Linked DNA regions of Homo sapiens: region 1 is linked to region 2. A link is a contact called in ENCODE Hi-C or POLR2A ChIA-PET data. All regions are on one chromosome and are shown on one strand. The core of a region is the stretch at or near the end of the contact, and the rest is flanking DNA. Distances in the headings are between cores, read along the strand shown. Region 1 overlaps MIER1 (MIER1 transcriptional regulator). Region 2 overlaps IL12RB2 (interleukin 12 receptor subunit beta 2).

Region 1 (7,176 bases), core at 4,151-6,650, 350 kb after region 2:
TGACTTATCAAGTTATAGTGGCTGCATTAAGAACAAATTATTGTGTGAAATACCTGTATAAACACAAAATACAATTAAATATTTCTTTACAAAAAGCTGAGCATTACGCATAATAGTGGAATGTCTTTCATTAGGTGTATTTTTTAAAGATTAACAAAAGTAACATTTCCTAAAATGTATACATGTGCCATATTTTTGCAAACATGCCTGAGAATGTATTTAAAACATTTCTGTAGTAAGAGTTTGCAAGAACTTCACAAACCTGCAAATAAAATGCATCTTTTTAAAAAGGTGAAAATGGCATCTCCAACACTGCAACAATTCAAAAAGTACAGCATCCCTAATCTTTAAAAACATTTCTACAGACCATCTTTGACAAAGAGCTAGGATACTTTGGATTCATTTAATAAAAAATGATTTAGAAAACAGATTGTGACCATCTGCTTGCTAAAGCTACTGCCATTCTGGATAAATTAAAAGTTTTAAGTAAAACAAAAACAACAAAAAACTCATACTTCTCAACACTTCCACCCAAAACTTTGATTTACTTAGATATGTATGTAACAACAGTGAATGTACATTAAGATGAAGTCAAGTGTTGCAAAGTGGCTTTTAACACTGTTTGGGAAAAAAAGTTGTTCACATTGGTGAAGGGAAGCAGTCCGAACATATGTTAACAGTAATACTTCATGGGGGTAAGGCCTGAATGCTAATTTCTCAGTGCAAACCTTCACTCAATTACATCAGACAGTTGAGCCATTAAAAACAAGACCACAGAAGCTTTATTTTAAAAAGGCATTGGCTCTTGAACTGATGGCTGAAAAATGAACTGGAAGAAGCATTTGGAGTATGCCTGTGTGAGAAAAACAAGAATAATTAATATTTTATAAAAGTTTGGATATAGGTTGGTCTATCAGCTATATAAAACTACATTATTTAACAAGAATTTAGCACTAAAAATAAAATGGCACTTTTACAAGGCTATGCAGATGGATAATCCTATCTGTAATCACACAGAGCAATGATTATTGTGTATCTTATTTTCACTTTGGAAAAGCATTATCAAATCTGAAAAATTGGATTGTAACTAGAAAAGTTTGAAAAGTTTTCAAACTTCACTTTCTCTTCATAAAATCGATACTGCCTGCCAACAGTTGTTCCTTGTGTGTGCCAATATCTAAGTATCACTTGACCCCCCTCCTCTGTTTATTTAATGCAGAAATGGGAAATTTTATGATGCATATAAAAATAACAGGATTCTGGTCAGCATGATATATTTAAGCACTTAAGCTGACATTAAACTTTTGTCTTGCTTCAAAAATAATTTTGAAAATTATAGCAAATGCAAAACAAACTGCAATCTAAGCATCATGCTTAATTTCAGAATTCTCAAATTACTTGCCCTTAAGTAGAAATTTAAAAAAAAAAAAAAAAAAAAAAATTTTATAATCCTTTATGAATGCTTTAACCACCTGGATAAGAAATATGACTTAATTACTACACAAACACTTAAAAATTCATTAGAAAAACCTTAGCAAAATAAAATGAAAGCTGACAGACTCAGAATAACAATTCCTCTCATAAAAGTTTACCAACTGTACAAGTTAAGAAAATTATACACGCTTTTGTATTAAGAAAGGACAGCTCAGTCAAGACATATGTACTGTAAAAATCTTTCAAAGGCTACAAAGAATCTGGAAAAATACAGAATGTATTTCTTAAGCCCAGATAAGAATATGGAAAGACATCATTGATGTCAACAATTTTACATATACAAACCTGACCTGGTTTATTTTTAAACTTCTATATATAAAAAAATCATGCTAGCATAATTTTCAGGATTCGTAAGGGTTTCCTTAATAAAGATACTCAAACTGTTTGGTGAGAAAAATGTCTGTTTTAAAGACATTTCAAGAAACTCAGAGAAATTGGTATTAAGCAGAAATTTGGACTTGAGTTTCCCATTCATCCATCAAACTAAGCAAAAATTACCTTGTAGTGAAATTTTATGATTAATACATCAAATGAGAAGGTACAGATACATCTTTAGTTCATTCAGATTTACCAAAATTAGTAAATCTGAATGAACTAAAGATATTCAAATGAGAAGGTAGAGATATATCTTTAGTTCATTCAAATTTACTAATTTTTAAAATACCCTTAAAAGAGTCTGACAGCTTTAAAGTAAAAAAATCTGCAAAAGGCAGAATTATGAAACCTCATTTCCTAAAGTTAAGACTCAATTCAAATTTTCAAACTGCTTCAAGGAAATCAACTTTTTAAGGTAACCCATCAACCCTGAAAATTTTAGTCACACCAGAATTTACTCCAAAGAAAGTAAAATAGGTCTAAAATTTAGTCATCTGTGTTTTCAAGTTCTTCAAATTTCCCATGTGAGACTGCTTCTTGGAAAAATTCAGAAGAACCTGGACTTTCTTTTCCATTGCTGTTTACCCTTCGCCTTTTGGCAGGTCTCTCACTTTTTTCATCAAAATCATTTTCATTTCTTGCAGTCATATGGGCAAGTTTTGGGTCAGTGGTAAGGTTATCTGTTTCATAACCATTAGTATCCATATCTGCATGAAGTGGTTTCTTATTTCCACCTGTTGGTCCATTAATGTGTAACCCTTCAACTTTTACTTCCTCTTTGTTTAATATTTCACCTGGTCCATTAGATGACACTCCTAAGTTGAAAGAAATATAAATGAAACCACAATTAGAAAAAAGTTAAATTTGCAAACTATTATAAAACAGCTTGTAGTTATTGTTATCAAGGAAGCAAGGTATCAAATACATAGTCTAAATTCTTGCTCTATTACTTATAAGCTATGTCGCCTTAGGCAAATTATTTACTCTTTCTGTATCTCCATTTCATTACATATATACAATGAAGATCATAATAGATATTCCTCACAGGGTTGTTGTGAAAATTAAATAAGTTAATAAATGTAAAGAACTAAGAACAGAATTTGGCATATGTTAAAAGCATATTAGGTATATGTGACAGCAAACAAGCACTGGATCCAGCAGTCTAACTAAGCTGAATTAATGGAAAATGCAGTAAATTACTCAGATTTAACAAAAGGTTTTCAACATTCTAAAACCACGTAAAAGCAAGATGAATGCTCTTTCTTTAAAAAGCTTGAGTAAACTGCCATATAAAAGCAAGATGTCATGACTTTTTTATTCTTAATGTAAATCTATGGGAACTGTACTTTAAAAGATCACACAAGGCTGGGTGCAGTGGCTCACGCCTGTATTCCCAGCACTTTGGGAGGCCAAGGCGGGTGTATCATGAGGTCAGGAGTTCAAGACCAGCCTGGCCAATAGGGTGAAAACTTGTCTCTACTAAAAATACAAAAATTAGCCAGGAGTGGTGGCGTGCACCGTCTCCCAGCTACTCGGAAGGCTGAGGCAGCAGAATCACTTGAACCCAGGAGGCGGAGGTTGCAGTGAGCCGAGATTGTGCCACTGCATTCCAGCCTGGGCGACAAAGCGAGACTCTGTCTCAAAAAGAAAAAAAAGATGATCACACACTATTTACCTAAGTAGACTTAAATAATCTGTCATAATGTTAAAAAACTAATGCCGCACTATCCAAGCATATACTTGAAAGTGCTAAATTATTTACTTAAGTAAATACAAATTACTTAAAAAGTAAATACAAATTCTATAGTAGGTGAGAAAAGTAAAAGCAAAATTATTCTAATAAAAGAAAACAAAAGTTCATTTTAGAGTTGACTGTAAAATGGAATGCAAATTTTGGTGATAAGAAGTAAAATATAGGGTGCATCACTGAATAATTACAATTTAATTGCTTGAAAAATATTCGGCATAAAGGATGAGCCTCAAATACTGTATTCTGATAGAAGAAAATATTCTATTTTGACCAACTCAATGCACTCAAATCATGAATGCACATGGGGATTATGCATCATAATATATTGAAGAGAACAATTCTGTAGGAACAAGTCCAAAAAGCTAGCTGACGACTGTGATTAGGTCAAAAATAACTGTAAGATTTCAAAGTACTAATTAAAGCCCCATATAAAAAAGTAATATAACATTGGGATGAAAAGTTCCTTCCTTCCTTTGAAAAAGCTGGCAGTTTTGACTGTACGTAATGTTGAGTGGCTTTTGAGCTACAAGTAATTTATAAGTAACTTATGAACACTTTCCTAGCCTAACAGCATGTTCTCATCAAATAGTTTCTTAAAAAGGAAAAGAAAATGATTTGGTGTTAATATGTTAAGAACAAACAGGAAAAACAATAGTAGTACCAACTGTCTGCCTCCCTTGAGCCTATACGGTTAGTCCCAAGGTCAGAGTCTCAGCATCTTATTCTACTTCAGAATGGACGTGACAAACATTAGACATCAAGTCAATAAACCTTCTTGGACCAGGACATAGTTACTGGGCCCTAAGTTTTGTTTGTTTGGTTTATTCCTAGAAGTAGTGAGGGAACAGAGAGGGGTCATGAAATGAACTAAGCATATACACTCCAGCAGGACCAATGTGAGACCAAAGGTCAGAAGAGGATCAAGGCTTTCACAGTGTTTCTCTTCCAGTTTCTGTCAGGAAGAAGTCAGCTCTTCACTGGTACTCTCCTATCACCAGTTTCCTCAGAGGAGCTGGGGGTGGCGCTTATTACTTTCTTCTTGGAACTCTTTTACTTAAAAAGACCATTTAATCAAAGAAGAAATCAAAATAATTCTCTGGCTCTTACTACTGATCAGCACAGTGATCTCTGGTCCACTGTATATTTTAAACGGAAACACTATCTGAACCTCAAACAATTGGTATGCCTTTTTCTTCTCTTTTTCTTGGAGAGAAAAACAAATATTTCTGTAGAATATTAATATACAGGTTGATACCGGCTTTATCTTTTCTCATTATTCAAGGTTATTATGCTATCAAAGAGAACTTAAATATTCAAAACAGTGCACTTGTTACCTTACATCAAGGTATTTTGCAATGATCTGTATATCTCATGTGAAACTGCAGGGTTTTGACCTAAGAGTTAACATAAATACTTGTATCTAGGCATCAACCCAACTAGACAAGACAGGAAAAGAGATGCTACTGAAAAAGAACAAATTTCTTACAAGAAATAGTCACTGTTGACAGTAGGCTTTATTAAAATTACTTTTTAGTGATGTCCAATCACTTTGTATTCTGTTAGTATATATGTATGCTGATGTTATGTTTGTCTCATGTGTTATCATTTTTTACTTTCTGCTCTGGAAGTTTAATAGAAACCCAAACGGAATTTCCCAAGTCACTGCAAGAAAGTGTCCCTTATTATGAAGAAAGAGAAATGTTTCTCTGGTTGCTTACCATTTTGATTAGCAGTGCTTACAGTGCCATCTTCTTTCTCAGACTGGCTGTTACTACTGTTTGATGCAGTTGGGGGAGGGGATGGTGCTCGACTAGATGCAGCACTTTCACTTTCGTCTAGAAGACGATCCATGTAATCCCTTAAAATTAATAAAACAATTTTTATATTAAAAAGAGCTGAAAATTAAAAATTAGTTGAGGTTAAATTCAGAAGGCTTTCTTAACAAATATATCCTAATATTCACTTAACATTCATTCCAGTGCTTCATCTATCATACCAGGATCTGAATATTTAAATGAAAAGCTCCTTTTGGTTACATGTTTATAGGAAAAATGCATAACGGCTTTAAAGTAACAAATTTTAGAGACCCATAGGAAATTTTAAAGCTTGTAAAGTTGTAGGCAGGTGCTCAGAGTGGCCCAACTAGAACTGGAAGATCTCTTAACTGAAGTGATAGGGGTGATGTCTAGTAAAAGTACAAAAGAATTTCTGTACAAACATAGATTGAATTTTAAAGCTCCTAAAGGCGATACCTAAAAGACAAATTTGAGCCTAACAAAAAGGACTGATTACCTCCTAAAACCTTCCTGGATATTTTTGGTATTATATTTCTGCCAGATCTGAGCTATAAGATGCTAACTAAATTCCTGGGATTATCTGCTGGTTTTATCCTGTCACTTTCTCATTGTATGTGAGCTCATTTCTTCTCTAAATCATTCCTGAACTACGTAACTGTGGTTAAGTGACATTGGTGAGCAGATCTGGGATAGAGATTTGTCTCTCTCAGGTTTAGTGTATCACCTACAAAATGTAGATAAATCATATGTCTAACACACATGGTTATTGTATTATATATGTACATAAAAATGTTTCATAATCCAAAAAGTGCTACTAAACCACTAGAATAAAAGTCAGCCAACTATAGCCTGTGGGCTGGCCATCTGTTTTTTGTAAATAAAGTATTATTGGAACCCAGCCACACACCTTTGTTTACATAGTGTCTATGACTGCTTTCCTGCAACAACTGCACAACTGAGTAGTGTGATTAAGTCCTTTCTTACTACAGAGCATAAAATATTTATTCTCTACCTGTTACAGAAAAAGTTTGCTGATACTAGATACTGCACTAGAATTCCCCAAGGTCAGGAATTTTTAGTCTACTTTGTTTATACCTGCACCACTGGTACCTAAGTTGTGCAAGGCACAGAACAGAAAGAAACTCAATAAAATTCTAATTGTGTTATTTATCTTAAAATTCCTTCAGCATAAGTATGATAGAAATATTAAGACAAATCTCTTAGAATTTTGTGAGCAGGGTAAATAAGAAGGAAACAGTGGAAGCTCTGAGGAATTTTCTGAAAGTCTGTGTTAATAGTCTATAATATGCTATTAATTGTAGTTATCTCAACCTATATGGTCATCACTGTCTCCTAGGTTATAGGGATTTAACAAATATAGGGATGTGATACCTGACTTCAAGAAACTTCTAATAGTCTGAGGTATAAAACTAATACATATCTCAGAAATGTATATGACCATGACCTATGCAATTTACATTCTATGCCTTATTTTCCTCATCTATAAATGAAGGGAATTCAATTAGATGGTCTTGAATACCTATAAATCTATATAGAATTAAATTAGATGGTCTTGAAGACTTCTTCAGCTTTATGCTACTCATCATAATTATAGAAAAATTACATAACAAATTTGAAGCACACAGAAATAAGTGTGGTGAGTCCCAAAGGGACTTCAGGTGCTAAGGCTAACAGAAGACACATGATGAGGAATTGTTGGAAATAAATACGTTATAGTGGGAATGGATAATATGAAGGAAG
Region 2 (6,260 bases), core at 1,164-3,663:
CAAAAGAAATGGGTACAAATGACTAAGCATACAAATATGAGAAATGGAAGTCAGATGAAAATACTTTGTCTGTAAAGGAAAAAACTGTAGGGTTAAAGTGGAAGAAGCCACCAATATGAAAAAGAGATGACCTTGCCTCAGACTTCACCGAGCAAAAGGAAGAAATCAGATGGAAATTCCCTTCTTTTTCCACCATGAAAACGTTCAAACTCCCCCAACCAATTCCCTAACACAGCACTGTTAATGATGTCCCAGTGGATGAATCATCCCTACTTCCATCACGGTCCAACTCTTTAGCTAGAGTTCTGGACCCCGCTCCCTCTTGCTTTATCAAAGACATCTCTCCAGTCATTATCCCCACCTTCCCTGTGTCATTAATTTCTCCTTCTCTGCTGGACTCTTTTCATCCCCTTGCAGATACACTGTATTATCTCAGATCCTAAAAACAAAAACAACAAAAGATTGATATCTCTGCTCTTCTTCATATAACTTCTTGAAAAGAGTTCTGAATTATCATTCCTTCCTTCCAAGATAGGTGCTGAGCTTAGAGGAGAACAAGTGAAGGAGAGAAGGGTTTAGGGACTGTTACTGAATCTTAAACATAACACTTTCCTGTTAGTGAAAGTGTCTGATATAAATCTCTTTAGAAGAGAAAAGAATCATTCTCAAGCCTCAAGCAAAAAGACACAAATATGATGCTTTCGAGTATAGCTAGCTTAGGGGTCAGCAAACTACGGCCCATGGGCCAAATCTGGCCCTCTGCCTGTTTTAATACATCCTGTAAGAAAATGGTTTTGATAATGGTTGAAAAGAAATCAAAAGAAGAATCCGGCCGGGCGCGGTGGCTCATGCCTGTAATCCCAGAACTTTGGGAGGCTGAGGCAGACAGATCCCAAGGTCAGGAGATCGAGACCATCCTGGCTAACACGGTGAAACCCTGTCTCTACTAAAAATACAAAAAATTAGCCGGGCGTGGTGGCGGGGTGCCTGTAGTCCCAGCTACTCGGGAGGCTGAGGTAGGAGAATGGCGTGAACCCGGGAGGCGGAGCTTGCAGTGAGCCGAGATCGCACCACTGCACTCCAGCATGGGTGACAGAGCCAGACTCCGTCTCAAAACAAACAAAAGAAGAATCCTTTTTAGTGACATGTGAAGATTACATAAAATTCCAATTTCAGCATACATAAATAAAGTTTTGTTGGAACACAGCCATGCCTGTTTGTTTAGGTATTGTCAATGGCAGCTTGCATGTGACAATAGCACATTTAGCAGTTGCGACAGATCGTATGATCCGCAAAGCTGAAAATATTACTATCTGGACCTGTAGAGAAAATGTTTGCCAATCCACCAAGCTTGACTGTTATCAAATGTTTGCTATCCAAAATAATCTCTAGTATTTAATTGTTCACACCTATCTTATCTTGGCAATATTTTTAAATTACAAATGAGTGCATGAATTTCCTAGCTTCTCAATGTGGGAAGAGGTGGCTGCAGCTGGTAACTCTTCATTTTCTCCCCCTTTAGGGATTATTCACCCCTCACCCTTGCTGTCACCATGATGGGGGAAGGTTTCTCCTTTACCACTCTGCCCCTCCAAAGTACGAATGAACATGCAACGATTCCTTTGTTAGCTGTAATAGAGTTGAGCAAGATCACAAACTGCAAATAAGACTTTTTAAAATGGCGGATTAACAGACAGAGACATATTGGTAACATAGCTCTAAGGAATAGCTGATTAATCAGTATTTTGGCATCTCTTCCTGGGTGTTCTAAGTGGTGAGAGATCACCTTCCCTCAATACCTGTGCATGTTCTCAGGCATGTCTGGACACCTTGAGCTCAAATTCAAGAATGTTTTCCCACTACAAGGAAAATGTGGCTGCTCTCTTCCCAGTGTCACTATCAGGCCTGCCTTTGATGGATGCTGATTTCAAGACTGTTCTCTTAAACACAGCAAAGTAGTTTCTTTCCTCCTATCCCTTACTTTTCGGTCATTTAAAAAGTGTTTTTCAGTGATAGGAGCTGAATTTAATGACATAGTAAAGGGCCCTATGGAGTAAAGGAAGCCCTAACCCACTGTTCAAATGATATAAACAACTACACCAATCCACCCGGAGATGTTACATTTCTCTCAATTTTGAGAAGCAAAGGCTGCAAAAAGGCTGACTCTGTTGTAGAGTCATTCACAGTTTTAGAGAGTACCTAAAAAAAAAAAAAAAAAAGCTTACTATTAATTTTTTTTAAATGCCAAGTTACATATGAGTACACATTGAAAGGGTTAAAAGGAAGACGTGTTAAAAAAAATTCACACCTTTTACGTTTACATCAGTTGGTGTTTCATAAAGAAACTGATGACAGAAACAGCGGGTAAGGGGTGAAAACCAAGCAGCCTAGAGTAAGAGAAAAAAGACCTACAACAACCCACAGAAAAATCAAACATAGAAAAGGGAGATTCAGAGACAGAAAGGAAGCCAACAGAGCTTGGTAAAGGTGGTGTATCTCAGAGTATGGGTTTCTCTCTTTATGAATACCTTCAGTGACTGAATAAGCCAGCTTCCTAGGTTCAATTCATAATCATCCATGAGTTCATAACCATAATGAGTTGCTATACTCATTGTTATGATGGTGGTTTATTTTATAGGAAATAAGAAAGTTACTGTGCTGCCTTGAAGGAATTTTAATTCAAAAGACAAACACTTTTTAAAAAAGAAAAGAAAAACCTTTTCACACATCTCTAACTAGGTCATTATCATATGTGAGTAAGAATGACAAGAATTCACAAGCCCAGAGTTTCCCTAGTTTATAGTTTAGCTTAATGTGATATAACTTAAATATTTTTCAGACTACTTACTACCTTGAACTTGGATATAAAATATAGCCCATTTTCAGAAGTTTTATCTGTACCACATATATAAACAAAATCTAATTCATGAGATAGTCTTTAAAAAAATTACTTTGACTATATATAATAAAACGATATTATGAGTAAGCTCTGGATTATAAAAGTAACAACCAGAGGGCAAGTGGTTCAACATTAAGAGATTTTATTATAAAATGAGTGGTAATAAATTATCATTTGTTGGATAAATTCACTTTTAGACAATTTTTAAAATATATTCTGTAATCCCAGCACTTTGGGAGGCCGAGGCAGGTGGATCACCTGAGGTCAAGAGTTCGAGACCAGCCTGGCCAACATGGTGAAACCTGTCTCTACTGAAAATAACAAAAATTAGCCGGGCATGGTGGCGCATGCATGTAATCCCTGCTACTTGGGAGGCTGAGGCAGGAGAATCACTGGAACACAGGAGGCAGAGGTTGCACTGAGCTGAGATTGTGCCACTGCACTCCAGCCTGGGTGACAGAGCAAGACTCTGTCTCAAAAAAAAAAAAAAATGCAATTAATACAAGAAGTAAGGAAGAATATAAGATTATTCTATGAATCATATATTAGGTATTATATTCTGCTAAAGGCCCTTCCGTTCCTTGAATGTCATTGATGTATGATTGCTAAGGATCATCAGTTATCAAAAGCCATTAGTAGCTCACAGAAAATAAATGCAACTTAATTATGAGGCTAGTTTACATGCACACATATCCATAAATTTCACAAATAAGAATTTAGATTTTGCACGTTAATGTTACAAAAGCTCCAGATAATGAACAATGGATTATATGCCAAAAAGTTTTTCTCTGAGTCAAATTTATATAAATTATGAAAGACTCTCTACTATATCACTAAATGAGTGCATTTATTTATTTATTTATTTATTTATGAGATGCAGTCTCGATCTGTTGCCCAGGCTGGATTGCAGTGGCACAATCTTGGCTCATTGCAACCTTTGCCTCCTGGGTTCAAGTGATTCTCCTGCCTTAGCCTCCCGAATGGCTGGGATTACAGGCACGCACCACGATGCTTGGCTAATTTCTTGTCTTTTTGGTAGAGATGGGATTTCACCATGCTGGCCAGGCTGGTCTCGAACTCCTGACCTCGTGATCTGCCCACCTCAGCCTCCCAATGTGCTGGGATTACAGGCCTGAGCGACCATGCCGGCCTAAATGAGTGCTTTTAAAAACTAATATTCAGATGGCTATTTCTTGTGTCTCCAAAGATTTAATATTGGCATAAAGTTTACATAGGCATTTTTGCTTCAATAAAATATTTTCTTATACTTCAATAACATTCCCTTCCCAATAATTACTAAAAAAGAAAAATTCATCAGACTGAAAAACACATTTGATATCCTTTTCATAGTTATGGGTGGCCAGGTGGTTCTCATTTGTGCAGTAAATATCAAAGGCTTGAAGTACAGTGTTATAATATTTGGACAAGAGAGGATTGCTGGATGCTAAATTTTATTTTGAAATATGTGTCTCCAGAGCCTACTTTCTTTCAAGCTTTCCATATGGCTTATTGAGCCACATTACTTTTCATAGAATCAAAAATATAAAACATATGAAGCTTTAACAAGAAATGAGATTAATTACTGGTTATAGCTCTGTGAAATAAGTTACTGAGATAGTAAGAGAGATAAGTTATAACCAAGCATTATAACCAACATGACTGATAGCAAACAGGAGTAGAACTTACCCAATGTTAAAAATTTCCTTGCAACACAAACATATTTCCTTGAACAGTTTCAGCACTTAAGTTAATATAAAAATTAACTTGTTAACTAATGCAGTCATGCTTTTTGATTCAGCACCAGTAGTTTAAAGATTCTATTCCAAGGAAATCATTACATCTTCCCCCCTCTCTCCCCTTTATTGCTCCCCGATAGGTATGTATATTTTGGACATATACCTTCTTCTGGTGTTTGTGCTCTCAATGATTCACTCCAATCACTCCAACTTCCCTTATAAAGATGTAGCTTAGAGGAAATCTGAAATTCATATTCTGTAAATGGTTTCAGATCCAGCAAATCATGTCTTCCTTTGGCCTTTGTAACATTAACCTTGAAACAGACATTTTTTTAAAGTGCCTATTAATACTAGATTGCTAATTTAAGGAATTTTAACATAAAATGAAAAAAAAAAAACCCAGGCTATTTGATCTTATTTGTTTTTCAGACCTACCATTAAATGAGAAGAAATATCAGTGACTGTCTTACCGAATAGATATGATATTAATCTGAAATGATAGCATCTCATTAAAAATAAAACAAAATCTCTGGGTACTAAGAACCCATCTATGTAGGTTCTCGAGGGGAATCCTGAAACCAGCTGAAAAATAAGATTGAAAACTACAAAGTTTCTACACTAGAGATTATTTTTTATTTGATTACAATTAGGATGTGATGAATGTTTTAACACAAACATAGCACTGGCTTTTTTTTTTTTTAAAAAAACCCTTTAATTAGTTATACTCTCTTGAATATCAGCTATCTGTGGGACTGATCCTTTGTTATTATAAGCCATTGAATTTTACAACAATCCCGGAAAGAATCATAATCCTATACCTTTTATTTTAAAACATGCAATGCCTAATATTATATTAAATTGTAGACCTTTTCTTTGGAATATTAAATTCTATATAACTCTCTGTGGACATTTCTTAATATTTCTCTTTTCAATATCTTTTTTAAATGCTAAAAAATAATAACAGGACAGGGTAAATAATAAGGAGAAATGAATCCTCTGTTAGAAATAAACTATAGAAAATTAATATTGGTTTACAAAAGCTTTAAAAATTTCAGAATCAGAGATCAAAATTCAAGATATTTCTTAATCAACAGAGGCATACATGACTTTCTGATAATTCTCTCGTGTGTACTTTTGGGATAAATATTCTTAAACTCTATTTTTTGCTGTATGAAAAGACAGAGGTCTGCGCAGCAATATTAAGAATGCTTCAGTGTTTTTTCCTTCACTCTAAAGATAATTACCATATTCCAGAGCCTGCTGTTACTGGGCCGATATCTGAGTCGATTAAGCAGTACCAGTCCCTCATCTCTCCAATAAAGGGTACATCTGCTCACAGAAGCCTTTTGAAATTTGATTCTAATGTCCCACGGAGGAAGAGGCCTCACTAGTAACCAGGACAAACAAAAAAGTGTGGTTCAGGATCTGTGATCAGCAATTGTCTTATGTACTGGCATGAGCTATAAAGAGTTTGACAAAACTCAGTTCTGAGATGCACAACCATCAAATTTGGTAAAATATACAAGAGAAAAGTTCCAGGCTTTAAGAAAGAACTTTTTTAAAAGCTGGATTCACTTCTGAATCTTTAAAATAATCCCCCTTAATCAAATCTCATTTTCACCAAA

What was found. A loop is a pair of places that touch in the nucleus more often than their neighbours do. ChIA-PET counts read pairs that join two places held with the same protein, here RNA polymerase II (POLR2A). Pooled maps may share reads with other maps.
Region 1: a loop to region 2 is called in a map of GM12878, with 2.5 times the contacts of the local background. The contact joins two enhancer-like sites. A Hi-C loop is called at or near these places in 1 of 168 maps with a recorded cell type or tissue (GM12878), 27 of 37 single-sample maps with no recorded cell type and 14 of 50 pooled maps. POLR2A ChIA-PET finds 5 or more read pairs at or near these places in 1 of 52 experiments (activated naive CD4-positive, alpha-beta T cell).

Annotation. Positions count from the first base shown.
Region 1 is chr1:66,980,080-66,987,255 of GRCh38, reverse strand. MIER1 (MIER1 transcriptional regulator) reads right to left here. Exons shown (of 14, transcript NM_001077700.3): 13 at 5,338-5,477; 14 at 1-2,684. The coding sequence ends at 2,356. It also overlaps a transcript of SLC35D1 not described here. Among named protein-coding and RNA genes, the nearest start is that of MIER1, 59 kb to the right of the region's middle. RefSeq lists silencers at 2,483-2,683, 2,671-2,720. Within about 2 kb of position 5,400, at least 9 of the 41 ENCODE cell types and tissues checked have a DNase peak (open chromatin) inside an H3K27ac peak, as active enhancers do.
Region 2 is chr1:67,329,349-67,335,608 of GRCh38, reverse strand. It overlaps IL12RB2 (interleukin 12 receptor subunit beta 2), which reads right to left. Exons shown (of 17, transcript NM_001374259.2): 7 at 5,880-6,022; 8 at 4,799-4,949. Among named protein-coding and RNA genes, the nearest start is that of IL12RB2, 25 kb to the right of the region's middle. Within about 2 kb of position 2,413, at least 4 of the 41 ENCODE cell types and tissues checked have a DNase peak (open chromatin) inside an H3K27ac peak, as active enhancers do.